Linked DNA regions of Mus musculus: regions 1, 2, 3, 5, 6 and 7 are each linked to region 4. The links are chromatin loops, found by intact Hi-C in ENCODE. Cell type or tissue: heart. All regions are shown on one strand.

The links. Hi-C counts contacts between places; a loop is a spot of excess contacts. Peaks named below come from ENCODE experiments on the same cell type or tissue, not always from the same donor. Only the 100,000 strongest peaks of a DNase experiment are listed, where the experiment ranks them.
Region 1: a loop joins it to region 4, with 3 times the contacts of the local background. A loop is called at or near these places in 11 of 42 quality-filtered maps.
Region 2: it touches region 4 in a loop (4-fold over the local background); 23 of 42 quality-filtered maps call a loop at or near these places.
Region 3: a loop joins it to region 4, with 2.5 times the contacts of the local background. A loop is called at or near these places in 9 of 42 quality-filtered maps.
Region 5: it touches region 4 in a loop (3-fold over the local background); 11 of 42 quality-filtered maps call a loop at or near these places.
Region 6: it touches region 4 in a loop (5-fold over the local background); 9 of 42 quality-filtered maps call a loop at or near these places.
Region 7: it touches region 4 in a loop (4-fold over the local background); 2 of 42 quality-filtered maps call a loop at or near these places.

The regions. Positions count from the first base shown.
Region 1 is chr1:133,131,795-133,135,794 of GRCm38, forward strand. It overlaps Ppp1r15b (protein phosphatase 1, regulatory subunit 15B), which reads left to right. Exons shown (of 2, transcript NM_133819.3): 1 at 1-1,821. Among named protein-coding and RNA genes, the nearest start is that of Ppp1r15b, 2.6 kb to the left of the region's middle. In heart, no CTCF peak of the experiment used is centred here; DNase peaks (open chromatin) are centred at 267, 927, 1,287 and 2,487; H3K4me3 peaks cover 3,934 bases; H3K27ac peaks cover 2,178 bases.
Region 2 is chr1:133,175,247-133,179,246 of GRCm38, forward strand. It overlaps a transcript of Plekha6 not described here. Among named protein-coding and RNA genes, the nearest start is that of Gm51648, 37 kb to the right of the region's middle. In heart, a CTCF peak has its summit at 2,364 (motif pointing right); DNase peaks (open chromatin) are centred at 2,465, 2,865 and 3,725; H3K27ac peaks cover 358 bases; H3K27me3 peaks cover 516 bases.
Region 3 is chr1:133,037,943-133,041,942 of GRCm38, forward strand. No RefSeq gene overlaps it. Among named protein-coding and RNA genes, the nearest start is that of n-TKctt25, 5.5 kb to the left of the region's middle. In heart, a CTCF peak has its summit at 1,655 (motif pointing right); a DNase peak (open chromatin) is centred at 1,729.
Region 4 is chr1:133,608,575-133,612,574 of GRCm38, forward strand. Snrpe (small nuclear ribonucleoprotein E) reads right to left here and starts at 1,706. Exons shown (of 5, transcript NM_009227.3): 1 at 1,590-1,706; 2 at 1,144-1,170; 3 at 323-385. The coding sequence starts at 1,643. In heart, a CTCF peak has its summit at 1,873 (motif pointing left); DNase peaks (open chromatin) are centred at 1,687 and 2,227; H3K4me3 peaks cover 2,038 bases; H3K27ac peaks cover 1,625 bases.
Region 5 is chr1:133,143,773-133,147,772 of GRCm38, forward strand. No RefSeq gene overlaps it. Among named protein-coding and RNA genes, the nearest start is that of Ppp1r15b, 15 kb to the left of the region's middle. In heart, a CTCF peak has its summit at 2,361 (motif pointing right); no DNase peak of the experiment used is centred here.
Region 6 is chr1:133,019,887-133,023,886 of GRCm38, forward strand. The region is part of intron 1 of Mdm4 (transformed mouse 3T3 cell double minute 4); the gene reads right to left. Among named protein-coding and RNA genes, the nearest start is that of Mdm4, 3.5 kb to the right of the region's middle. In heart, a CTCF peak has its summit at 1,733 (motif pointing right); no DNase peak of the experiment used is centred here; H3K27ac peaks cover 518 bases.
Region 7 is chr1:133,659,165-133,663,164 of GRCm38, forward strand. Zc3h11a (zinc finger CCCH type containing 11A) reads right to left here and starts at 2,235. Exons shown (of 18, transcript NM_001276767.1): 1 at 2,073-2,235. It overlaps Zbed6 (zinc finger, BED type containing 6), which reads right to left and starts at 1,721. Exons shown (of 1, transcript NM_001166552.1): 1 at 1-1,721. The coding sequence starts at 433. In heart, no CTCF peak of the experiment used is centred here; DNase peaks (open chromatin) are centred at 1,487, 1,777 and 2,277; H3K4me3 peaks cover 2,508 bases; H3K27ac peaks cover 1,978 bases.

The DNA of each region.
Region 1 (4,000 bases), 480 kb before region 4:
GGCTCCTGGTTCCGGCTGCCCTTCCTTCGGCGATCGCACGCCTGCTCTTCGGAGTTCCCGCCGCCTTCCTCTCGACAAAATCCCGGGAACTCCGCTCTGCCCGAGCGTCGGACCAGGTACTGGACCAAATTGCTTTCTCAGCTCCTTGCCCTGCTCCCTAGCCTATTCCAGAAGCTGCTGCTTTGGAGCCAGCTTTTCGGGGGCCTGATTCCTACCAGATGGCTAGATTTTGCCGCAAGTTACAGCGCCCTGAGAGCTTTGAGAGGACGGGAGGAATCTGCCGCTCCCACGGTGCAGAAGTCTCTGAGTTCACTGCGGCTGGACTCTTCGGAAGACTTGGTTGTCAGTTCTCTTGATTGGCTAGAGGAGGGACTCCAGTGGCAGTGCTCGTCCTCAGACCTGGAGTTAAAACTCAAGGCCCAGGAAAGAGCTTTAGACTCTGCAGCGCCCACTTTCCTCCTGGAGCAGCAGCTGTGGGGAGTGGAGTTGCTGCCCAGTAGCCTTCAAGCTGGTCTAGTCTCCCACCGAGAACTTGACTCTTCATCCTCTGGGCCTCTGAGCGTTCAGAGCTTAGGTAATTTCAAGGTAGTTTCCTATCTCCTGAACCCTTCCTACCTGGACTACCTTCCCCAGTTAGGGCTGCGCTGTCAGAGCAGCGCTGGAGGTGGCCAGTTTGTGGGTTTCCGAACACTAACCCCAGAGAGCTGCTATCTTTCTGAAGATGGTTGTCACCCTCAGCCGTTGCGGGCAGAGATGTCGGCAACCGCCTGGAGAAGGTGTCCGCCTCTCTCTACAGAAGGCCTGCCGGAAATCCACCACCTTCGTATGAAACGGCTAGAATTCCTCCAGGCTAACAAAGGGCAAGAGTTACCCACCCCTGACCAAGATAATGGCTATCATAGCCTGGAGGAGGAACATAACCTTCTCCGGATGGACCCACAACATTGCACAGATAACCCAGCACAGGCGGTGTCCCCTGCTGCAGACAGGCCGGAGCCCACTGAGAAAAAACCAGAATTGGTGATTCAAGAAGTTTCACAGAGCCCCCAGGGAAGCAGTCTGTTTTGTGAATTACCCGTGGAAAAAGAATGTGAAGAGGACCACACTAATGCAACTGACCTCTCAGATAGAGGAGAGAGCCTTCCTGTTTCTACCAGACCAGTTTGTAGCAACAAACTGATAGATTATATTTTGGGAGGCGCCCCCAGTGACTTGGAAGCCAGCTCTGATTCTGAAAGTGAGGATTGGGGCGAGGAACCTGAGGACGATGGCTTTGATAGCGATGGCTCCCTGTCTGAATCAGACGTGGAACAGGACTCGGAAGGCCTTCACCTTTGGAACTCTTTCCACAGTGTAGATCCTTACAACCCCCAAAACTTTACAGCCACGATTCAGACGGCTGCCAGAATTGCCCCCAGAGACCCATCAGATTCAGGGACATCCTGGTCTGGCAGCTGTGGTGTAGGGAGCTGTCAGGAGGGACCCCTTCCGGAGACCCCCGACCATAGTTCCGGGGAGGAAGATGACTGGGAACCGAGTGCAGATGAAGCAGAGAATCTTAAATTGTGGAACTCTTTCTGTCATTCTGAGGACCCCTACAACCTTTTAAATTTTAAGGCTCCTTTTCAACCGTCAGGGAAGAATTGGAAAGGCCGTCAGGACTCAAAGGCCTCTTCTGAGGCTACAGTGGCCTTCTCTGGCCATCATACCTTACTTTCTTGTAAGGCCCAGCTGTTAGAGAGCCAAGAAGATAATTGTCCAGGCTGTGGGCTGGGTGAGGCTCTTGCTGGAGAAAGATACACCCATATCAAGAGAAAAAAGGTTTGTTCCCTTTTACATGACTAATAACTTGCTCTATTTTGATATGGTTACTATAGCAGCATGACTTTGCCTCTGGAGGCACAGTTGTGCACATTTTTGAGGAAGGCATCTGAGCTGGTGTTCTTGAATTGAGAAATACTCCAGTGTGATCCTTCTTCCCAATATAGAGAAATGTTCTTCTCCAAATGAAAGGTGCCAGTATTAGATGTTAGCAGGGGTGTCATTTTGGTTGGTGGAACCTGAAAGTTAGAAATGGTTTTGCATGTGTTTTATTTGAAAGTATATAATGTTTTATTTTCATGGCTACAGTGTCCTTATTCCTATCCATTGGAATCCAGAGGAATAACACTAGCAAGCAGCAAATTAGGTTTGTTCAGTTGTTTGCCCTGAAAGTGGTACTGTGGTGTGTGCCTGTAATTCCAGTACTTTAGAAGCAGGTGGGTGTTCTGGAGTTTTGGAGTCTAGCCTGGTCTACCTAGTGAGTTCCAGACTAGCTAAAGATACATGAGCAGGACCTTATCTCAAAAAGGGGGTGGGGGTGGGGCATACACCTGGCTTTCCTGCAGTCAGTTGTGTTCCCAGCTGTCCGGAACCTCCAGCCCAGTTTGTTTTTTAGGTCTCTTATGTAACACAAGACCTCACTGTGAAGTCCAAGCTGGCCTTTGAGCCTGGTGTCTCAAGCTTCCCGAGTGCAGGGATGATTGTGAGCCTCCCGGCTTGTTTAAAACTTCACCGGGCAGTCCTTTGGTTGAGCTTGCTTGGAGTTCAGAGTCCTTTGAGCTGCCTAGCTTCTCACTGCTTACTCAGCTGGGTTACTATTTGATACAAAGATGTCTTCTATTGTTGAGGGAGTTTCTTAGGCTTTCATTTGGAAAGAGAAAGCAGTGAGTGAGTGAGTTATCATTGAACTATTCTGCAGCTCCAGTGCCTGTCAGGGACAGTGTGTGAGCGAGCGAGCTCCTGGGTCTGAAGGGCCTAGCTTTTTTTTTTTTTTTTTGGGTTTTGGAGACAGGGTTTCTCTGTATGGCCATGGCTGTCCTGGAACTCACTTTGTAGACCAGGCTGGCCTCGAACTCAGAAATCCACCTGCCTCTGCCTCCCAAGTGCTGGGATTAAAGGCGTGTGCCACCACCGCCCAGCCAGGCCTAGCTTTTTAAAAACTATTCTTGGACATATCCAAATGGTAGTAACCTTACGTCTTGTCTATAGAGGCATAAGGCATGCTAAAAAATAAATTTTAGAGTGGTATAGAAAGCCTCTATATTTGCTTGTTTATAATTATAAATATTTATAATGAAGTTTGATCAGCACTCCTTATACTCTTCAGGATAGACAGCTATTGAGGGCACAAGCAGGAAACAGTGGAGTAGTGCTGTGAGTTCTTGGCTCTGGAGAGCTCTCTGCTCTACTCCACTCTGCCCTGCCCGAAGTTAGCGATGCGATGGAGCTGGGCGGGATAGGGCTACCAGACTAGACTTCAGTGAGCTCTCACAGCCCTGATCTCACAGCCCTGATCTGCTTCCTTCCCTAGTGGGAGTATAAGATCTGCTGTAGAAGAGTTGCAAGATTGTTTTGTCTTGTGATACTGGGCATTGAAATTGTGAACCAGTTGCATATTAAACATTCACATTGCCACTAAGCTAGCTACACCTCCAGCCCAAGTTACCAAAACACAAATGAGAATAAAACTCATAATTTGCCGGGCAGTGGTGGGCGCACGCCTTTGATCCCAGCACTCGGGAGGTAGAGGCAGGTGGATTTCTGAGTTTGAGGCCAGCCTGGTCTACAATGTGAGTTCCAGGACAGCCAGGGCTATACAGAGAAACCCTGTCTTGGTGGGGGGGGGGGGGGGACGGGACGGGACACGACCTCATAATTCGTTTTCATGCCTTTGAATAACTGAGGCCAACCTCATGTCTCAGTTTAGTTTAGAACGGTAGACTATGAACTAGAATCAAAACTTGGAAGAGGTTGTGTCTAGCTATGGTAGTTAGTTTACAGCCCTTGGCTACCTGACATTAATTAAAATTCTTTTTTTTTAAATCTTTTTTTTTTCTTTCAAGATTTATTTATTATATGTAAGTACACTGTAGCTGTCTTCAGGCACACCAGAAGAGGGTGTCAGATGTCATTACGGGTGGTTGTGAGCCACCATGTGGTTGCTGGGATTTGAACTCGG
Region 2 (4,000 bases), 430 kb before region 4:
TATGGGGAGTAAAAGCATGCCCCACCCTGCCCTGCGGTGTTAGCCATATTTTTACAGTTAAAAAAAAAAGCCCTTTTGCACATGACCTATTTGGAAACCGCTCTGTCGTCACACGGCTCCACAGCTGACTCTCTGCAAGGGCACGCCCAGCCCTTGCTTGACATAAACACTCTGCACATTTCTCAGTCTTCAGGACATCATCTTGATAGTTTTTGGTAAGCATTCCCTTGCTGGGCTTGTTTACTGAACACTCTCCTGGTGTTTTATCTCGCCCATCCTTCACATTTACCACCCAGGGGCTGGAGAGGTGGCTCAGCAGTCAAGAGAGCCTACGTTGCCCTTCCGGAGAACAGGACTAAATCCTAGCACCCACTGCAGGCAGCTCACAACTGCCTGTAACTCCAGCTCCAGGGGGCCCCTGTGGGCACCTGCACTCGTGTGCACATACCCACACACAGACACATAATTTTAAAACGTACTATTTAAGATGGGGTGACGCGCCCACCTCTGTGACCTTCTCAGGACTGCTCTATGCTGAAGTTCACCTCTCTTTGCCTCTTTCACCTCAGACCCAGCAGGGCTTTTGCATGTACTGTCCCCTGTGCCCTGGGCACCTTCTCTTCCTCCTATATCCAGGTTTCTGGCTCCTACTTGTCGATTGGTTCTTCTGTGGTACTGGGGCCAAAACCCATGCTAGGCACAGCACCGCCAAGCCCAAGCCAGCGTGTTTACTTCTTGGTAGTACTCTGTTGCTGGGTAATCTTCGAGCACAGCCTCTGCTCACATTGTTTTCCGTTATCCTAGAATCTTTCCGATACATTATAGGAACCCGGCATTTACTGAAATAGGTGGGTGGGTGAGAAAAAAATGGAATATAAATAGGGACACAACTAATTACTGATTCAGCTACCAGTCTGTAACTCTCAGCAGAGTGTGAGCCCACATGAATTGTTTTCTCTGCATCCTTCTTAGAAGCAGAACGCCACAGCAGGGAGCCTCACGTTCCCTCCCCTGCCCCCGACCCCGTGGGTCCTTCACTCCTCCTGTCTCATTGGCTGCTCCCAGCCGTATCCGAGTTCATCCCTACCTAGACCTTTCTGGTGGTCTTCTTGCAAGAGTGTTTCCCCCTTCCCCCAAGAATATAAGATGTTCATGTCATTCTTTGCTAAAACTAAAACCCTTCCACATTTCCATCATTTACAGCTTAAGGCCTGAATTATGCTCCCCAGCATGTGCAGGTTTCCTGCCCAGGCTCAGTTCTGTCTTTCTCAGCCCTGTGGAGTCTGTGGTCCCAGTCTGCTCCTCGCTCTTCCCCTGCCATACCAAGGCTCTGGGGCTCCCCCCTCATCCACCTCCTTTCCACTTGTGGAAGCCCTGTGCGTGTGGGAACCAGTCTCCAAGGGTGTAGACTTCTCAAGTGGAACAGGCTTCCAGCTGATGGGGATCGGCTTTTCTAGGACCATCTCCAGACCATGGTTGAGGACCCCTCAAGGGGCAGGGGTAACCCAGGGATGCTCATGAAGTCTGGAGAGGGAGAGGGAGAGAGAGAGAGAATATTGTCTTATTGTGTATAATAATAAAAATATCCACAGCTTGTGAAAGCAGGAGCCACTCTCAGAGCTCAGGACTTGACTGAATTGCCTCATTTAATCCCTTGGTAAGCGAGGCTCTCTCATCTCCGTTTTAGCAACAGGAAAGCTGAAGTGGTTTCACCGCTGTGTTCTTATCAAGATGGCACTCAGCATTCTTGGTGCCTGGGGCTTCATACCCCTCACCAATGAGCATGTCAATGAACGAATGGATCCCGAATGCCTTATTTTCCATGAGCAATCCCTTCTCACCAAGGCGTCTGACATTTGGTTGGGATGTAAAGGGACTGATGACTCCATACATGGATTCCCAAGAAGTGATTTTTAAAAAATCAGATGTTGGGATAATTTGGGGTGATGTTTCTTCTAGCACATTTCACATTTGCTGGGCTGGGTATTTAACAAGGACAATAACTGTATCTCATTAAGCCGGATCCTTAATGGCATCCGAGGGTCGGGTCTTATGGGACCTGCTACTGTTGTACTACTCCAGTGTGTTGAGGTTTTAAAAGTGTCACTGCAAACCGGGCATGGTGGTGCACGAACGCCTTTAATCCCAGCACTTGGGAGGCAGAGGAAGGCGGATTTCTGAGTTCAAGGCCAGCCTGGTCTACAAAGTGAGTTCTAGGACAGCCAAGGCTACACAGAGAAACCTTGTCTCGGAAAAAAAAAAAAAGTGTCACCTCCAAGGAGGGGATTTGAGAGGAGAATAAACAAATAGGGAGTGGAAGGTGGTGTAGCTCACTGTGGCCTGTGTGCATTTACTGCACTGATCCACAGGAGGGCAGCAGAGCACACATGGTCCGCAGACCATGCCTTCCAAGGGATTTGAGTGATGACCCACTGTCTCACTTGCAAGGAACTGAGCGCCATCTTGACCCTCCTTTACTGCAGTTCTGTCACTGTGGGTCTGGAGGCTTTCTGAGACTTATGAGCCAGCTATGTAAAAGCAATTCCTAGCCAATAAGAGATCTGGCCCTGGTCTTTTGCTTCCTGCACAGGCAGTCTGTTGTAGAACCGGTCCCTTCTGTCTTTAAGAGTGCCTCTCCCTGTAGAGGTGTCTAGGCAGGAGACATGGCAGAGAGGTGGACGACAGAACCACACCTTGATAACACTTGTTGCTCCTCCACCCAGGGACCACACCCAGCTCTGGCGTGCCTTCCTGTTCTGGTCTGAACAGTTCCTGCAGGAAGTGCCAGATGGGCAGTTGGTTGGACACCTACTTGAACCCCTAGTACATCCAGGAGCTGCTCAGGCCATTCCAGGGGTTGCTGGAAGGCAGAGATACCGAAGGCAGGGCTCCACCCACAGATACTCAAGAGCCGGATGATGAAGCTCTGGTACTTCCACAGAGGCTGTGCAGGTCACCAAGAGTCCAGACAGACCCTCAACCTGTGGGTCACCTGGGGAGGCGAGAGAAAGGCACAGGACAGAAGTTCTGGTATAGGAATCCTACCAGCTCTGTCTCAAGCAAGGCAGATGTCACTCTGGACAGGAGAGAAGGCAAGGGGGTGATCTGCACTGCCAACAAACTTCATTTACAGAGGAGGAAAACTGAGGCTCAGCGGTCAAGTGCCCAGTTCAAAGCTGCTGCATTAGTCAGGGGTGGAGCTGAGTCTGGAACCTGAGTCTTGACAACTTCACTATCGGGCCTCCTCCCTGATTCCCAGTTAGTGGGTTCTGGGTGAAGGAGCGTGGGCATGGTCTCCAGGGAAAAGTGGGCCCGGAGGGGAAGTTAGTCCACCAGTTTAGTGACCCCCAGGGCCAGTGGGGAGTGTGGCGTAGTGATGATCTTTGAAGGTGTGAGTGAGTGAGATGAGACTGTATTGGGAATGGGAAGGCAAGACCCCAGAGGTGCTCTCTCTGGGGCTCCTTCTTCCTTAAGCTTCCTCCTCAGCCTTTCTCAGGAGCAGTTTGCTTCTCGGCTGGGCTAACAGAGGAGAGATTTAGACTTGGCAAGGCATGTTTGCTTTCTCAGCTCTGCCGCCTCCACCCTGCCAGCCCCATAAGGCCTCATACATCTTCCATTTTGCTCCCTGGCAGGAAGGCACTGTGCCCAGCCCAGTCATCCTTTGGCTTCTCACCCTCCTCCCCCCGGAGCCCCTGTGTCCTCCAGAAGCAGCCACCCTTCTGGCTTGGGCTTCTGGGTGAGCCAGAGCCTTGTCTGCAGCTCTCGCTCTGTCTGCCAAAGAGGAAACCCGCCCAGCGGGCCTGTCTGTTGGCTGCCCTCTCCAGCTGCCTAAGATTGCATGGCATTTGAGCTGGGGGTCCTTGTCCCCTTCTCTTCCCCTCTTGCGTACTGGGATCTCTCTCAACCCCACTTTGCTCCATTAACTTCTCAAGGCCAGGGACTCCCCAAGAGTCCCTCATTTCTGGCTGCCTGGAAGCCGACTCGGCCCCACCTGTACCAG
Region 3 (4,000 bases), 570 kb before region 4:
AAGCATATTCAAACCATCACAGACTTGTTCCTAAGGAAACCCCCTGTCTTAGTTAGGGTTTTACTGCTGTGAACAGACACCATGACCAAGACAAGTCTTATAAAAAAAATACTTAATTGGGGCTGGCTTACAGGTTCAGAGGTTCAGTCCATTATCATCAAGGTGGGAGCATGGCAGTATCCAGGCAGGCATGGCACAGGAGGAGCTGAGAGTTCTATGTCTTCATCCAAAGGCTGCTAGTGGAAGACTGACTTCCAGGCAACTAGGGTGAGGATCTTATACCCACACCCACAATGACACACCCATTCCAACCAGGTCACACCTATTCCAACAAGGCCACACCTTCAGATGGTGCCACTCCCTGGTCCAAGGATATACAAACCATCACACCCCCTATCCGTGAATTCTAATTGGTGGAATAACTTGGCACAGATGTTTGTGGATGTCAGGCTTAAAAGCTCAGTAGGATTCTGGATCAAGGTTGTGGTCAGCTTTGGAGTCTGCTCTGTGGTCCTGATCAGTCAGTCCGGGGTGAATGCTCAATAAACTATCCCCATCTGATTGAGATACATGTGGTTTGTGGGGTGACCCCGGACCCTGACAAGTATGATTTATAAAATGGACGGGACTAGAGTTTTCAATAAGAAAACTACATTATCAGAGTGGAGCTGAAGCAGTTGTCAGCCATATGGAAGAAACTGTAATGAGCTAAACAAATATCTATCTATTTAATTACTTGGACCTATTTCTTGAGCAAGTTATATATCTCAAGCAAGAAAAATGTTTCTCTGTCTCTTTGTTCGAGGTGTGGGATGAATCACACTCCCGGATTTTTGTAGCCCTGGGTGGCCTGGAACCTGCTGCTATGTAGATTATGGCTAGCCTCAAACTCCCAGAAATCTGCCTGCTTCTGCCCCCAGAGGGCTGGGATTAAAATTGTGGAATACTACACCTTGCACACCACATTTTATGGGAAGGGAAACAGTGCTTGTTCAGGATGCCTGAGAGAAACAGGAATAAAGAGACCTTCATGGTTTCCTCCCACAAAGGCCTTGTCACAGCTGGATGATAAAGCCAGATGTTTCAAGTTAAACTGATTAAATGAGATTGGCCAACCAGTGAACTGCTCACTGAGCAGGGTGGCCAGGAGGAACACAGCAAATCTGAAAGGAACTTGGAGAGCACATGCCACACTCGCTGGCAGAAGTGAAGGGAAATGGGGAGACTGTGGCCAGGCTTGGGGCAGGCTAAGGAGGACAACGTTGCTCTTATGAGACGTTTGGCCTGCCAGTGGTAGAGCACACCTTTGTTACCAGCACTCAGGAGGCAGAGGCAGGTGGATTTCTGAGTTGGAGGCCAGCATGGTCTACTGAGTTAGTTCCAGTACAGCCAGGGATCCATAGAAAAACCCTGTCTCAGAAGAGGAAGAAGAAGAGGAGGAGGAAGAGGAGGAGGAGGAGGAGGAGGAGGAGGAGGAAATTAACACAGCAGGGCCCATCTGAGGCAGCAATAAATGTCTCTGCTTTGCGTGTATGTTGTGTGGAAACACCATCACAGGTGTCGTCTCACACCTTGCCTTACCTAGAACCAAACATCTTGCCTGCTTCTTGAAACTGTTTCTTGCATGACTGCTGGATTTAATGTGTCCACTAGAGGGCAGGCTAAACTCACAAATTCTGCACATGGAGCATCTAGTTCTCTGGGGCTGCTGTTGTTTTATTTATTTTATTTTTGAATGTATGTGTATGCGTGCCTGTCTGTCTTGTCACTGTGTGATGAACACGCCTGTGGCGGCCAGAAGAGGGTGCTGAACCTCTGGAACTGGAGTTTCTTGGGCCACCTGCTGTGGGTCCAGCAACTGAACCAACTCCTCCGAAAGAGCAGCAGGTGCTCAATGGCTGAGCCATCCCTCTCTCTGTCTAGCCCTTGTTTATTATGAGTTTTGAGATGTCTATGTATCCCAGTCTAGCCTTAAACTCTTCATCCCCCTTCCTCCTCCCTGGAGTTCTGAGATTTCCAGTGTTCGATGCCAAGCCCAGGTGGGCCTTCTGTAGGTGTCACAGGCTTAATTTCACCCACTAATTATTTTCAGACTGCTGCTATTTTGAGTGTTTTTTGTTGTTGTTGTTGTTGTTGTTTTTTTTTTTTTTTTTTTTTTTTTTTTTTTTTCTTCTTTTTCGAGACAGGGCTTCTCTGTGTACCCCTGGCTGTCCTGGAACTCACTTTGTAGACCAGGCTGGCCTCGAACTCAGAAATCCGCCTGCCTCTGCCTCCCGAGTGTTAGGATCAAAGGCTTGCGCCACCACACCCAGCTCGAATTTTTTTTTTTTTTTTTTTTAAAGATAGGGTTCACTAGAGCCTGGAGAGATGGCTCAGCGTCAAAGTCACTGGCTGCTCTTCTAGAGGTTCAATTCCCAGCAACCACACCGTGGCTTACAACCATCCACAATGAGATCCTGATACCCTCTTCTGTCTTACAAGACAGAGCAGTCACATACACAACTAAATACATGTTTAAAAAGACAGGGTCTCATTGTGTAGCACCGGCTGGTGTCAAATTTATATTCCTCCTACACGCCTCACACTTTGCCAGAATTAATGTGTGTGCCCAGTTCCCACCAGTTCTTTTAGTGGTGTGTGGGGGAGTTAGAATGTGAGATCAATACATCACCATTAACTACCATCACTATGCTGTACATCAGAGTCCCCCAAATTCAAAGCTCAAAGTTTCTTTCCTCTGAATAATAACCTGTCACTCCCCTACCAGCACAACCTCAGCCCCCAACTGCTTCTGTCAGTCTAACTGTCTGAATTCCACAGAAGTTAAATCATATACTGTCTGTATCTCTTTATCTGACTTAACACATGGAGTGTGATTTCCCCCTATGTTCATTAGTGCAGATACAAATGAGACTTTATTATTATTATTATTATTATTATTATTATTTTAGGTTTCTTGGTGTAGCTCTGGCTGTCCTGGAACTCACTTTGTAGACCAGGCTGGCCTCGAACTCAGAGATCCACCTGACTCTGCTGAGATTAAAGGTATGTGCCACCACTGATAGGCAGTTTCCTTCATTCTTAAAACTGAAGAGTATTCTGCACTAGATAAGGATCAGTCATGTTTTCCTTACACGCTCATTTATTAATGGACCCCTTAAGGCGGGTATGTGGCTGTCAGGAATAATGATGTAATGAGAAGGCTGGCTTGGAATTCCCCAGCTGATCTGCTGACCTCAAAGGTACAGCAATCCTCCTGCCTCTGCCTCCTAAGGCTGTGATTACAGGTGTGTCAATCTGGCCTCTCCTGCATTGCTAATAATAGTACTCTAGCCTTCTAAACCCACAGTTTAGTGTCTGGCCCTGAAGCCATTTACAACAAATGAAAAAGTTGCATGCCTTAAAAAAGACTAGGGGGTCAAAAAGATGGCGCCACAGTTCAGAATACTGACTGCTCTTCCAGAAGACCTGGGTTTGATTCTCAGCACCACAAAGTGACTTACAACCACCTGAACTTACAGATCTAGGAAATCTATCCTCCTCCTCTGGCCTCTACAGGCAACGAGAATGCATTCTGTACACAAACAAACATGCAGCCAAAACACTCAGACACATAAAATAGTGATAAAAAGACATTTCAAGAAGTCTTCAATGGAGCCAACTGTAGCAGTGCAGGCCTGTAATTGCTGCACTCAAGAGGCGGTGGGGGTGTGCTGGGCGTGGTGGTGCACGCCTTTAATCCCAGCAGAGGCAGGCGGATTTCTGAGTTTGAGGCCAGCCTGGTCTACAGAGTGAGTTCCAGGACAGCCAGGGCTACACAGAGAAACCCTGTCTTGAAAAAAAAAAAAAAAGAGGCAGTGGGGGAAGGATTGTTTAAAAAACCCTCTCTTTCAACAAAAACAACAAAATTACCCTCCCCGAGAGAAAGAGAGAGAGAGAAATGGAGAATAGAAGACAAGAGAATCCAAGATATAGCTCAGTTCATAAAGTACTTGGCTTT
Region 4 (4,000 bases):
TCTGTGTAGCTCTGGCTGTCCTGGAACTCACTCTGTAGACCAGCCTGGCCTCAAACTCAGAAATCCGCCTGCCTCTGCCTCCCGAGTGCTGGGACTAAAGGCGTGCGCCACCACCGCCTAACCTCTCCCTTCCCTTCCTCTTAAGAGAAGTATTATCTAACCCTATTAACCAGAGCAAGGAGAAAAGGCTAAATAAATAACTCCAGCTCTGAAGAGCTTTCTTTGGGTTGGGTCCTTGACGCCTTGTATATTGTTCTTACTGGCCATCTTCTGAGATGTCTTTTTTAATAACAACTTGAGGAAAAATAGCCTGGGTACTCACAATAATACAACCTTCTATCCGCATATTCACTTGTTCATACAGCCACACCTGAATTCGAGATCTCTGAAATAAAAATAATGACTTTAGAAATGTAAACAAATCCCACTCCATTACTTTGTTTCCACAATAAACGACTTATCTTAAAAATTCCAATAAATATAAGCCAAAAACTAGAACTAGTTAGTCTTCATCTAAGAGCTAGCAACACTGGTTAACCTGCTGAGAAACATTTAATAAGTGCTCGGGCAGGCCTGTCCAAACTAATTTTCCTACTCTGAAAATTTATTTTTGCTTCTGGCATGAATACACTTACAGTTAGAACTGTTCACAGGATAGTACAAAGCGAATCTGGCGATTAAAAATTACAATGGCTTAAAACGATTTTTCATCTGTGTTGTAACACTCTAAAATAAACATCGCTAAAATCTCCTCAAAGAAGAGCATTTGCCACTCGCTTCTCTGTATATAACGCCCCCACTCCCCCAAACCCCGCTTTGGTGTCTTTTCTCCATTCTAAGTCCAACTATGGAAAAAGCACTATGCAACTGTCACTGCTAAATCCGATGACAAATCGTTCTTACAGAGTAATTTTAATAGTAAATATAATTACATTGTTCTTACAGAATAATGGTAACTGTGTGCATCCTTAAGTCAGCACGGACATATTAATAATTAGCGCTTTCCCTGTGACCTTATCCTCAACTCTGGTTCTCCCCCCCCCCCAATTTTTTAGTCTAAGCACTAGAAACAGAGAATTTGTTACAAAGAGTCAAACAGGCCCAACTTTCATTTCAGTAACAGTAAGGAAACAACTTACGTACATTTTGCAAGTATCTGAAGATAAGGTTCTGCAGCACGGCGATCAAGGAAAAGAACTACACAAACAGCGGAGCCTCCGCTCCCAACCGCGCCGGACTCTCCAGCGCCCCAAGGTCCGGCCGGGCTACATCCGCAAGCACAAACGACCGCCGGGAGCATGCGCTCCCTCCCCACCGCCCTCGTTTCTCCAACCTTCCCGATGGCCCACATCCTCCTCTCCTCCTCGGTATCCCCCGCTTTCATCGCGGATCGCCAGCCTGGCCGGGTCCACCCGGAGCCCGCCTTCCGCCTCCCGCCTCCCGCCGCCCTTCAACTCCGCGCGCTTTCCTGCCTCCCCGTTCGCCCCAGGGCCTCACGGGAAGCGGCCCGCAGCGGGCTGCCCGGCTCCCCGCCCACGCTCACGGCGCCTACGGCCCCCAAAGCCCCGAGTTCACGCAGCGTAGGATACGATGGGCTGCACCATCACCTTCTGCACCTTTTGGCCCTGGCCGCGGTACGCCATGGTGGAAGTCACAAAGACCACACGAGTAGGAAGGCCGCCTCGGAAAGCGACTTCCGGAAGCAAGACCCGGAAACGGAAGTGCAGTGGTCGTCGGCGACGCGGGCCGGTCCTGGGGAACGCCTCTCTAGGCCAGGAGCCGCTTTTTCTCTATGCTGATAGACTCCGCCGGCGGCCTTCCGACTCAACCGCTCTTTGAAGTCGAGGTCGGTCCTACAGCGCCACCTGGAGGTAGGCTGAGAGGCTTGCCTCTGCCTAGGTGCTCTTCTGAGAGCTGCTCTGGAATTTAGAGGCGGCATCTTGTCCAGAACCATCTGCAGACTCCCCTTATTTGTTTTGGGCCCCAGAGCTAGTCTAGATGGTCATGCCCGAAGCAGTGGTGGAGTTGTGGCTTGTTCAATAACAGATTCAACCCTCATCACCTTTATGCAGAGTTAACTGTTGCAGTGGCAACTGAAGATGGCAATCTAACTAGCTTGGAGGTATTGAAATCGGCTTGTTGGACTCAGATCTCTCTCAGTTGTGTGACCGGTGATAATTAAGTCATTAGGCCTCAGCATCTCCGTCCCGCAAGGGGACAGGAGGTGAAGATTCAGGGAGGTAGTAGTGCACAGGTGCTCCTAGAACACATCTGTAATCTCAGCTTGTGGAAGGCGCAAGGTGAGTATGACCTTAAGCTAAGTAGTACGTTCCAGATCTAAGCTACATGAGGCCTTGTTTCAAAACAAAACAACCTACATGGTATACAACCTGATAAACTTAAGGTAAGTTAGAAATGTAAGTTAAAAAAAAATGCATTTAATGCAGATACCTTGGGCCCAGGGGAGATGATTCGGTAGGTGGGACATGAGGTCTGTCAACCAGCACCTACACAAAATTACATGCCTGTAATTCCAGAGACAGGAAGGAGGGTGCCTGGGCTGGATGGCCAACTAGTCTAACTTAATCGCCAAGTCCTAGGTTCAATGAGAGACCCTGTCTCAGAAGGTAGGGTGAAGAGTGACTCAGAAGGACACTTGATGACATCCTTTGGCCTCCACATGCACACAGAAAATTGTTGAAAATGTATATGCCTAGTCTACTCAATGCCATCGCTTAGCAACACAACATAGCAGCCTTTCTTGAAGCTGCAGCTGCCCCCCACCTCACCAGAAAGTACCTAGAGCTGCTTACCAGGGAAATGATCAAAATTTAAAATGCAAAGTCTGATTTTTTTTTTTTTACAGAATTCATATTGCTTTCACACCATCTTTAGGATGAAGAATTGTAAGTCAGGAGCTATCTGGATGTGTGTGTGTGTGTGTGTGTGTGTGTGTGTGTGTGTGTGTGTGTTAAAGCCTCGTCCCCCACCCCACAACACAAGTAGCAAGAAAAGGGACTGATTAACCTGATTAACCATGCCTATGTTAGTTAGTAACCATGCCTATGTTAGTTAGTAACCATGCCTATGTTAGTAGTAGGCAAGCCTACTCAGTTTTCTGTTAGGACAGGGCTTGTGGCCTGGTTCAAAGTCTATCTAATATTTTAAAATATTTAATATTTAACATTTATTTAAATATTCTCTTTCTAACAAGGAAGCTGAGCCTTGAAAGGATTTTGGATGGCATCTAAGGGGACTGGCTGGCACTTTAGGAGATACCACTTAGGTCAAATAACAGAATCTAAATTTGCTTACCTAAGGTCTTCTTCAGATGAGAATAACACGAGCGCCAATCTATAAAAGTATTACGATGAAAGCTTTTTTTTTTTTTTTTTTTAAGACAGGGTCTCATTCTGTAGTCATGGCAGTCCTGGAACTTGCTATGCAGACCAGGCTGGTCTGAACTCACAAAGATCCACCTGCCTCTTCCTCCAGAGTGCTGAGACGAAAGGCATGTGCCACCACACCTGGCTGAAAGCTATTTTTAAGCTACAAAAAGAGACTTACATTTTTTTACATGGGAAAATTATTTCTTTAAAGAGAATCTATTACACTCCAAACATGAGAAAAAGCATTTACTGCCCACAAAGGCAGAGTGGAGAGAACCCACAGAGACCCACTCCATCTGAAATGCAAAGACACCTCACCACTTGCTTATGCATTTTCTGATTCCTAAACTTTGGTTAGTTGAATCCTATAAACAATTCTTTTAAGTGATTCTACAACTCATCAGAAATGTTGTATGATTTCTTTGTTCTTAAAACAAAATTATTTTCCAGGGCCAGCAAGATGACTCAGCAGGTAAAGGCACTAGCAATGAAACCTGGTGATGTGAGTTCAATTCCTGGATTCTATGTAAAAGTGGAAGGAAAGAAATACATTAAAAACCATACACTTGCTGGGTATGGTAGCACACATCTTTAATCCCAGTAGTTAGAAG
Region 5 (4,000 bases), 460 kb before region 4:
CCAGGATATGAATGTTGTGTGTTGTATGTGCATGTGTGAGAAAGAGGAGAGAGAGACAGAGATAGACAGAGACAGAGAGACAGAGAGACAGAGAAGGGGGAGGGAGAAGGGGAGAGGGAGAGTTTATGATTTGATGGCCTCTTGTGGCCTCTGAGGGCGCTGAATGCATGCAGTACACAGGTGTAGGCAGAGCATGTACACACCAAAAAATAAAATCAACTTTTCAAAAGACAAATACTTTTTTAATACAAGGTCTGGAACTTAATATATAGACCCAAGGCTCTTTAAAAAAAGGGGGGGGGGAGGCAGGCATGGTGGCGCATGCCTTTAATCCCAGCACTCAGGAGGCAGAGGCAGGCGGATTTCTGAGTTAGAGGCCAGCCTGGTCTACAGAGTGAGTTCCAGGACAGCCAGGGCTATATAGAGAAACCCTTTCTCTAAAAACAAAACAAAAAACAAAAACAAAAACAAACAAAATAATAATAATAATAAATAAAAAAAGACAAAAAGACAAAATCTCACTCTGTAACACTAATTGACTAGGAACTCACTATGTAGACCAGGCTAGCTTCAAATTCAGAGACCCTTTGCCTCCTGAGTGCTGGGATTAAAAGTGTACACTACTATGCGTAGTCAGGCTGGCTTCCATAATGTTTTTTTAAATTAATTATTTTATTTAAGATGTATTTGTGTGCCCGGCGGTGGTGGCACATGCTTTTAATCCCAGCACTCAGGAGGCAGAGGCAGGCAGATTTTGAGTTTGAAGCCAGCCTGGTCTACAGAGTTCCAGGACAGCCAGGGCTACACAGAGAAACCCTGTCTCGAAAAACCAAACCAAACCAAACCAAACCAAAAAAAAAACAAAACAAAAAAAAAAGATGTATTTCTGCATGTATGTCTGTGGACATGTGTGTGTAGTGCCTGAGGAGGCTAAAAGGAGATCCCCTCTAGAACTGGAGTTATAGATAGTTGTTAACTGACAGGTGGGAGCTGAGAATTGAACCCAGGTCCTCTGGAAGAACCCAGATCTATTAACTCAGGGGCCAACTCTCCAGCTTTGATTTTTTGTTTTTTAGATTTATTTTATTATTATATCTTAATACACACTCTTGTTGTCTTCAGACACACCAGAAGAGGGTGTCAGATCTCATTATGGGTGGTTGTGAGCCACCATGTGGTTGCTGGGATTTGAACTCAAGACCTTCGGAAGAGCAGTCAGTGCTCTTAACTGCTGAGCCATCTCTCCAGCCCCTTGGTTTTGTTTTCGAGACAATTTCTCAATGTGTAGTGGGGCTTCCAGGCTTGGAACTCATTCTATAGACCAGGTTGGTCTCAGACTTAGAGATCTACCTGCCTCTGCTCCACACATACTGGGATTAAAGGCATGCCTTGCCAGTTTTGTTTTTGTTTTGTTTTTTTTTTCGAGACAGGGTTTCTTTGTATAGCCCTGGCTGTCCTGGAACTCACTCTGTAGACCAGGCTGGCCTCTAACTCAGAAATCCGCCTGCCTCTGCCTCCTGAGTGCTGGGATTAAAGGCGAGCACCACCACGCCCGGGTCTTTGGTTTTGTTTTAAGCAAATTTCAATAGCCAGGCCTGGTGGCTGACTCCTATTGTCACAGTATGGGGAAGCTGTGACACAGGGAGACTACTGAAGTCACTCTGCAGCCAAGAGTGACCAGTCTCAAAACAATCAAAACAACATCATACACATGCTCACACACGTGCACACACACACACACCCCAGGAGAAAATTACCCTCTGGCTCTCAAATATCACTTTTAAGAAACACTTGAGGGCCTTATTTATTCTCCGTTCCTTGCCCTCCTTCTCATATTACCAATTAAAATTACAGCTTTCTCTGACCTCACCTTGTCAACATTTCTAGTTGTTTCTTGGCCACTCCTCCACCTATCAGCAAACTTCTTGAGAGTAGTGGTTGGCGTGAGCGGGTATACAGAAGTGTGCCTGGGGGCTTCTTGTCGATAACTATGTGTTGAGTATGTTCATTGTCTTCACGTCACCTCTCATTTAGCCCTTACTGCAATGTGGTCGACACAGCAATGTCTGTTTAGAATCAGACAGGCCACAACTGGGGATGGAAATAGACATAGAACTTAAAGGTCCTTGGAGAAAAGCTACAGTAAGGTTTAATTTGTAGAATGTAATTATAAAACTCAGTGTGGCCAGGGACACAACATCAATTAATTTAAATGTCACTGATAGGGTTCCTGTTAATTTATGAATTCAAACGTGAACAAATCAGTGGGGGCTTTTCTTTTCCAGAATTAATACGATGTATGAAAAGACTATATCACCCTGGAGACTGCTAACATTGACTTTGGATTCCCAGCAATGCTCCTCTGAATCCACAAGATGGCGCTGACTCACCAGGTCAGAGTGACGGATGGGCCGGTGGTTACTGACAGTCTAATGGCAATTGCTCCCTTGGAAGGTCTCCTTCCTTATTGAACAACCCCTGCCTGGCTCTGGCTTGCCTGCCCATTCAAGCCTGACTCCACCTTCTTGAGGTGACTACCCGGAAGTGGGGCTGGTCCTTATTAGAAACCCAAAGTTTATATTTGAACACAAATAAACGAGGGTGTTCTTCCTGCTAAACACAGCAAATGAGTGAAGGGGCTCGGACAGTTTCTAGAGTTTTCCAGCTATAGTACTTGCCTCCTGTGCGCATTCCACCCTGGGGCAGTGGTTCCAAGGGAGTTGTACACATGACTGGCCTGCGAGGAGGAAAAACACGAGCCATTTGATTGTGCGCACACACACATGCGCACACACACACACACACACACACACCCCGCCCCGTGGCAACTACACAGCCAAGGCCAAGCAGACTTAAGGCTGTACTTTGGTGGGTTGGTATTGGCCCCAAATGAGCCAAAGTCAGATGTAGATGAAATGCTGCTCTACGTCCTTCCATTCTGTGTCCCTGAGTCAGTCCTCCGCGTGTTTGCATATGATTTCCCTGTACCTGCAGTGACCCAGGCGACTTCCTGCAGTATCACCCAATGCATCTCTCTTGGTTTGTTTGATTTGACTTCAGAAAGAGGATGGGCACTTTCCTTTGTCTGGGAATTTGCATAAAAGGTTTCTTTTTCTTGTACTTCTGATCTTTTTTTTTTTTTTTTTTTTTTTTTTGAGAAGACGGTGCGGGGGAGCGTGCAGGGTGTGGGTGGGTGGGGGATGGGGGTTAATGGGGGGGGGGTAGACAGTCACCTTTAAGTAGAGTTCCTTCTCCAAGATAACTTTCCAAGAGTGACCTCTCAGTTGGTGAGAGGTGGGGCCATGGGAGTGGAGGGTTGGTAGGGGTGGGGTGTACCCAACATTGCCTGAAGGAGGATGCTTTTTTTGTTTGTTTTGTTTTGTTTTGTTTTGTTTTGTTTTGTTTGAGACAGGTTTCTCTGTATAGTCCTGGCTGTCCTGGAACTCACTTTGTAGACCAGGCTGGCCTTGAACTCAAAAATCTGCCTGCCTCTGCCTCCCAAGTGCTGGGATTAAAGGCTTGTGCCACCACGCCCATCGAGGATGCTTTTTATAGAGGCAAATCCTGCTGGGGAATCCGGGACTGGGGGGCAACTGTGTGCTCCTGCAATTCATTTTCTACCTTGGCCCAGGTGGATGAGGAATTAGTCCACTAGTGCCCCTTCCTACCCTCCCACTCCGCACAGACCGCTTCAGGGCCCCTGGAAGGTTTGCCTCTCTTGATCAGGTTTCATTTTTCCTCTAAAGGTTTCCTGGTGATGATGTCATCTCTATGCCCAAAGGGTTCCTGAGAGTCTCCTACAACCAAACAGCCCTCATGCCAAGTTGCGTTGTAACAGTAGCTGTGTAAACACTACCACAGTCAAAATTCCCCTCTTGCTCTTTCGTGTCTAACCCCAGCTCCAACCTCCAGATTTGGACAGTTGTTTGTCTGCTTGGGTTTTTATTTTAAAACGTTTTATAACTCATCCATTTGTTATATTTTAATTCTTTATTGTTTA
Region 6 (4,000 bases), 590 kb before region 4:
GAGAAACCCTATCTCGGAAAAAAACAAAAACAAACAAAAAACATTTCTGCTATCACATACTGGAACTTTGAAATGTATAAAAATCTGCAAAGAATGACCACTGCTACTGCATAGGACCATGAAGGGTAGGGTAGTCACAATGGCCTATAATTCAGCTCCAAGAATCTTATCATCATCTCAAATATAGTTTCATTCCCTTGTTTTCTTCAAAGTGGAGTCCTGAGAAATATATAACTGGCTTACTTGCTTAAAAAAAGGAAAAAGAGCATTGTATGTAATTTGAGAGATAACTGTTTGACTGCATTTACTTAATTCTTCTCTTACTGGGAGGGATAAGATAGGGTGATTCCATGACAGGCTTCAAAGTAACAGTTACTGAGACTAAGCCTAAATCTGTTTCCAAGAACTAGACAAGGCCAGACAAGCCCAGACAAGTCAGTTACTGAAAAAACCCCAGGCTTAAGACAGCTAGTCAGAAGCTGCCCCACCACAGCCTGAGGCAAGCACAATGGGTCAGCAAAAGTTTCCCCACACTCCAGTAATGCTTCTAGAATTTCCAGAAGAGATGGACCCAACTGGTTAAAATAGTGGTCACCTACCCCAGAATTCCCCTAATGTGCTTTAAATTGGGCCTGCAAGCTAACTTTGGGGGTCTATCTTGGTTAGTGGGGAGACCTCAGCACGCTGGACTTCTAAAGAATAAAGCACTGTGTTTACATAGCCGGGGTCATGTTTGGAAACTCTGAGGTTTCCAAAGCCAGGGCCAGGGTCTTTGCCTGCCACCTAAGGGGCAGGCTCTAAAGCTCGGAGCTACTTCTGCACAATGCCTGCCTATGTGCTACCATGCTCCCCTCCAAGATAATGGACTAAGCCTCTGAGACTATAAGCCAGCCCCCAAGTAAGTGTTTTCCTTTATAGAGCTGCTTTGGTTATGGTGCTTCTTCAAGGAACAGAACACTAAGTGTCCAACCTCCTGGAGTTACAGTAGTTTTAACATGGATGCTCAGATCTAAACTCTGGTCCTCTCAAAATTTAAAAGCAGTAAACACTCTAAACTTCTCAGCCATCTCTCCAGTCCCTGATCTACTTTCAGTATAATTTCATTCAGAATAAAAAAAAAAAAAATCAATACAAGAATTTTAAAATGTTTTCTTCTTGATGTTCACTTTTTGTTATTTGTTTCTGTTTTCAGGCAGGGTGGGGTAGGAGTCTTACTCTGAAGCTTATGTCCTTGAACTGACTACTAAGTCAGCTTGACTACTTTCTAAGGGTTAAGACTACAGGAATGTACCACCACTCCTGGCTTTGGGGATTTTTATAGAACCTCAAAATGCTAAAAATGTATATAGAAGAGTTAAGATGCTAAGAATGCAAGTCCCTTCCAAAAGAACAAGGAGGGAAGGACTTGGCCTTCTAGATAGCCAAACTTCTAAAAAAAAAGACCATTTGAGGAGCTGGAGAGATGGTTCAAAAAAGAAGAGCACTTGCTGCTCTTGCAGATGACCTAAGCTCCGTTGCCAGCACCCACACGGCAGCTAACAACCATCTGTAACCCCAGTTCCAGAGGACCTGATGCCTTCTTCTGGCCTCTGTGGGCACTGCTTACACACAGTACACATACACACAATACATGCAGGCAAAACTCCCATACACATACAATAAAAATAAGTAAATCTCTCCTTTTTAAAAATTTATTTATTATCTGTAAGTATACTGTAGCTGTCTTCAGACAGAAGAGGGCGCCAGATCTCATTATGGATGGTTGCGAGCCACCATGTGGTTGATGGGATTTGAACTCAGGACCTTCGGAAAAGCAGTCGGGGCTCTTAACCGCTGAGCCATCTCACCAGCCCCAATAAATCTCTTTTTAAAAGTCTAGTTTGGGGGGGGAGGGGGTAAAAAAAATTCTAGCTGTGATAGCAAAAAAAAAAAAAAAATGAAATAAAATATATAGGATAAAATAAAGAACTAGAAACACAAATTGAAAATTCAGTGTTTCACAAGTGGTTGTCAGTTATGAAATGAATCCATGTTCAATAAAATTAACTAGAAAAACGTAAGTTAAATGAAATAAAATTGTTCCCTGAGACAGGTGGTATAGTGCCACACACCTTTAATCCCAGCATTTAGGAGGCAGAGGTAGACAGAGGAGTTTGAGGCCAGCCTGGTCTACAGAAAAAGTTCCAGGACAGCCAGGGCTACACGGAGAAACTCCAGGAGTGAGGAGAGGGAGTAGAGGGAGGGGGAGGTCCCTGAAGAAGAAAGGGGCTGGGGAGTAGTTAAGACTTACACAAGGAGCTGGAGAGATGGCTCAGTGGTTAAGAGCACTGACTGCTCTTCCAGAGGTCCTGAGTTCAAATCCCAGCAACCACATGGTGGCTCACAACCATCTGTAATGGGATCTGATACCCTCTTCTGGTGTGTGTCTGAAGACAGCGATGGAGTCCTCACTTATATAGAATAAATAATAAAAAAATAAATCTTGGGGCTGGTGAGATGGCTCAGTGGGTAAGAGCACCCGACTGCTCTTCCAAAGGTCCGGAGTTCAAATCCCAGCAACCACATGGTGGCTCACAACCATCCATAACGAGATCTGACTCCCTCTTCTGGAGTGTCTGAAGACAGCTACAGTGTACTTACATATAATAAATAAATAAATCTTTTAAAAATAAATAAATCTTAAAAAAAAAAAAAGACTTGCACAAGGACTGAAGTTCAGAACCACCCCACCCCGACACTCAGCCGCTGTGTCTAACAAATGCTTGTAAAATTCATATTGGTTAAGTCAGGCTCTTTTGAAAATATCTTACACACTCTTATTGCTTGTAGCAAGAGATACAATGAAATTTCCAACTATGATGCTACTAGATTGGTTTGTTTAGCCTAGTATAGCTTTAGTCTGATTCATTCATTTAAGAATTTAATCAAAGATGTGTATGTCTTATGCTGTACTGGCTTGACATTTGTTTTTTTAGTGGTTATAAGGATCCTTTGCATCTTAAGGAATTCTGTCTTAAAAGCATATTTAGCCGGGCGGTGGTGGCGCACGCCTTTAATCCCAGCACTTGGGAGGCAGAGGCAGGCAGATTTCTGAGTTTGAGGCCAGCCTGGTCTACAGAGTGAGTCCAGGACAGCCAGGGCCAGGGCTATACAGAGAAACCCTGTCTCGAAAAAGAAAGAAAGAAAGAAAGAAAGAAAGAAAGAAAGAAAGAAAGAAAGAAAGAAACAAACCAACCAACCAACCAACCAACCAACCAACCTACAAATACAACCAATGAGGACCCAGCTAAATAAAGTGTATCTGACAACCACTCTGGATATCAATCTGGCAGTTCCTCAGAAAATTGGACATAGTAATACCGGAAGATTCAGCAATACCACTCCTGGACATATACCCAGAAGATGCTCCAACTTGTAATAATGACACATGCTCTACTATATTTAGAGCAGCCTTATTTATAATAGCCAGAAACTGGAAAGAACCCAGATGCCCCTCAACAGAGGAACGGATACAGAAAATGTGGTACATTTACACAATGGAGTACTACGCAGCTATTAAAAACAATGAATTTATGAAATTCTTAAGACAAATGGATGGATCTGGAGGATATCATCCTGAGTGAGGTAACCCATTCATAAAAGAACACACATGATCTGCACTCACTGATAACTGGATATTAGCCCAGATAATCAGAATACCCAAGATACAATTTGCAAAACACATGAAACTCAAGAAGGAAGACAAAAGTGTGGATACTTCGATCCTTCTTAGAAGGGGGAACAAAATACCTATGGAAGGAGTTACAGAGACAAAGTTCGGAGCAGAGACTGAAGGAATGACCATCAAGAGACTGCCCCACCTGGAGATCCATCCCATAAACAACCACCAAACCCAGACACTATTGCAGATGCCAACAAGATTTTGCTGACAGGAACCTGATAGAGCTGTCTCCGGAGAGGCTCTGCCAGTGCCTGGCAAATACAGAAGTGGATGCTCACA
Region 7 (4,000 bases), 51 kb after region 4:
ATTGGGGGTCAACATGAAAGAAGTGCCACACAATGGAGGTTTTGGCTCTGGTACTAGGCAGATAGATTTGCTTTTCTATGTTGCCCTCAAAAAGACTTTCTTCATCTTGCTCAGGGGCACCGGAAGCTAACGAAGCAGGGGCATCAGCAACAGGTCTCCCAGACCCCAAATCCTTACTAAACTTTTTGGCAAGAATCAATTTTTTTCGGCGTCTTTTCCCCTTAATTCGCAAACCCTTCTTTCTTTTCTTTTTAGCAGGCAATTTTGTCTCTTTATTCGCTCCTTCTGCCACCATCTTTCCCTCTACCACATCGTCTTCGTCTGTGTTTGAATTAATGGAAACGCACCCCAGAATCCCAGCATCACCAAAAGTACTGCATCTTCTGCCAGGAGAGATTGAGGAAACTGGTACACTTAGAGTACATACACTCATTCTCTTTATGTCTCCACAATGCGGACCAGAACCTCTCAGTGGGTTTATTACTCTGGCAGAAATACAGCTGACCCTCTCCACTTGTATTACCTTTCCTCCAGTTTCTATGGGGAGTCAAATTCCCTTTCAACTGATGATTTCCAAGCCAGGTTATTTTTGGAGGAAAAATGACAGCAATGGAGAACATTCCCAAACTCTGTCTTGCAGGGCTTTAGGAGTTCTTGTAACTTTCAAATTCAAATCGTCCAGTGTCCTTATGTTATAGAAAAGAGAACCGAGGCCCATTTTCCCACCGTCATGGGATCTGGAGCAGCTAAAGGTTAAGTCTTCCAAATTGCAGGTTCACGTTCTTGCTGCCGAATCAAGAACTTCATCTGCTGGAAATGCCTTCAGTTCTTAAAATATGTACTTTTAGTGAATCCACACGACAACAACACTGGCTTTCCCTTAACTTCGGGAATATTTTCAGGAAATTTCACTTAAGCTTAGTGCACCACTCAACAGTCATCATTTAAGACTGACTTGCCAATACAACCTAAAAAGTCAATTCCGGCCAGCTAAATCAGATTCCACATACTAGGCATTAGCAGTAAGCGCTAGCTGTGCCCTTTCTGTTCTGATATTTTGAAAACTATAGGTGGCTGAAGAAAAATTAACTGGAAATAAAATTTCAAAACAAGGTAACAAGCTATATTCTTCATTTACGGTTTCTATCAAGAGTTCATATTTTTAGACTGAAGCAACATTACATACAACCTGTAAATAACTCATAAATTGACATTCTATGAGCAGCCAAACTAAAATAAGCTTTAAACCACTTCCATTCCTTTTCCGTGGGCCCCCTCCCCTCCCCTCAATACCAACACGTTTACCCTACGAAAGCATGGCTACCACTAGCTGCACAGCCGCCTTCTCTGGGTTCAGAACCAAAGCCTGGTAGATGTCAACAAAACGAGCCTTCCCCATGGGGATCCGCACCGATTATGGGCGTCTAAGGGGTGTTCTTCGTACGATCTCACCAATCCTACAAGAACGAAGAGTCCCTGTAGCTCTTGACTTCGAGGATGAAGGCTTGGGCGGGAGAGTAATCAGGGTAGGGAATGGGAATAGGATACCAGAATTCGACTCTGTATGTGGAATATTAGAAAACCTCCAAAGTAGTGGGACCCTAGAGAGGAAGGCGAGGAGGTAAAGTCGGGTCCAGGCACTTGATCTGATCTCGGGAGGGAGGGCCAGCTAACTAAAGAAACTGATTCCCGGAAGAGAGCAACCTAGTGTCAGTTCCCCCTCCGGGGGTCCGAAACAGTCGCTTTTCCGGGGCTACCCGGGAATCCCGGTTCGGGAACACCGGATGTGGGGGGAGGGGGAAGAGGTTGGTAAGTAAGGGAGCAGGCGCCGTGGGGGTGGGGCGGAGCGGGTGGGGGCAGGGAGGGTGGGAAAGTGAGCTGAAGTCTGCCTAGGAGCCCAGCAGGCCGGGGCCGCCGGCGGGAGTCCGGGTAGCTGCCGTGCTGATGGGCCCGGTTCAGACTTCCCGGGCTAGGCCGAAAGTCGGGCGAGGGGAGGCCGCTGCCACTCCCCTCGCCCTCTTCTCCCTCCCAGGCCCCAAGTCACCCGGGAATCAAAAAATGGGTCTAGTTACCAGAGAACAGAAACTTTACCGAACCGATGACAATGTCTCCGACTCCCGCGTGCTGCCACGTCTTTCTCTTTTCTTAGCTGCGGTCGCCCGCCGTCCTCACAGCAGCCGAACAAGCAGAAACCCAGGACTGCCAGCGTCAAAGATGGCGCCCGGCTACAGGCTCGCCTTTAAGGCTGGGCCAGTGAAAGTGCCAGCACGACGCAAAGCGCAGGCATTCTGGGAGTTGTAGTTTCCTCTATGAGGCCAGCCTTAAAATGGCTTCTTGGGTCATAGGGTCACGTGTCACGGAGGCACGGGGACCGGAATTTCTTTCTGTGGACCCGGATGCCTATCAGAAAATTATTCTTCACGAAAGTTTTGTTTTGTTGTAAAATCAAGGAGAGAAGCAAGAAACCTGTCTACCAGATACCAAACATTCAATTTATGTTAACCAGAGTGTGTATAATGAGCCTTCCAAACCTGATAGACATTTAATTAAAAATTAGCTCCGAACTAACTGACCTGTTGTGGCAGCACTTAAGAAGCAGAGGCAAGCAAGTCTCTGTGAGTTTGAGAACACCCAGATCTATATAGTGAGTTCCAAAACAGCCAGGACTATTTAGAGAGTCCTGTATCACAAAACAAAACAAAAACAAAAACAAAAACAAAAACAAAAACTACTTTTCTCTTGCAAAGTTGAAGGACTTCCATAGCAGAAGTTCTGCTCTGGATGCTTTCCTTTACTTAATCACATTTATCTGTTTGTTTGTTTTGGCTTTTGAGACAGATATACTATGAACTCCTAACCTGGAACTTGCTCTGTAGACCAGGCTAGCCTCCAATCTTTAGCAATTCTTCCTCTCCTTGAGTGCTAGTGCCACAGGCATCTGCTACCATGCCTGGCTAGTTTTGTCTGTCTTTCTTTCTTTCTTTCTTTCTTCCTTTCTTTCTTTCTTTCTTTCTTTCTTTCTTTCTTTCTTTCTCTCCTTCCTTCCTTCTTTCTTTCTCTCCTTCCTTCTTTCTTTCTTTTTTTCTTTCTTTCTTTTTTAAGGTTTATTTATTTTATATGAGTACACTGAAGCTGTCTTCAGACACACCAGAAGAGGGCATCAGATCCTATTACAGATGGTTGTGAGCCACCATGTGGTTGCTGGGAATTGAACTCAGGACCTCTGGAAGAGCAGTCAGTGCTCTTAACCACTGAGCCTTCTCTCCAGCCCATTTGTTTGTTTTCTTAAAACAACGTGTGTTAGAAAAATAATCCATGTTTGATAAGAAAGTTACAAGATCGTGCAGTATGTAAAGCACTTTCCATGTATGCCTCAATTCCATCCCCAAAACCCATAAAGTTGTCCTCTGACATTTAAAAGTATACTGTGACAGGAACACCCATCAGACAACAATCTTTTTTTTGTTTTGTTTTTGTTTTTGTTTTCTTCAAGACAGGGTTTCTCTGTGTGGCCCTGGCTGTCCTGGAAGTCACTTTGTAGACCAGGTTGGCCTTGAATTCAGAAATCTGCCTGCCTCTGCCTCCTGAATGCTGGGATTAAAGGCGTGTGCCATCACTGCCCGGCGACAACAATCACTTTTAAAAAATGAAAATAAAATTGTAAGTTCAATCGCCAAGTTGGGGGTGTCAGGAAGTTATGAAGAGCAGTGGGGAAGGAGGAATTTACGAAGGTTGAGAGACAAGAAGGAAAAAAATATGAGCAACTACCTCTCATTATTCACGTTATTTTGTACTTTTTCTTTAATATGAAGACAGACAGAAACACACACACACACACACACACACACACACACACACACGCTCGCGCACATAGTTTTTGGGAAAGAAATGGCCTCTGGGCCTGGTATAGTAGTATACACCCCTGATTCCAGCTCTTATGCCACAATAACATAAGATCACCACAGGCTAATCAAGACTATGTAATAAAATCCACAACAAA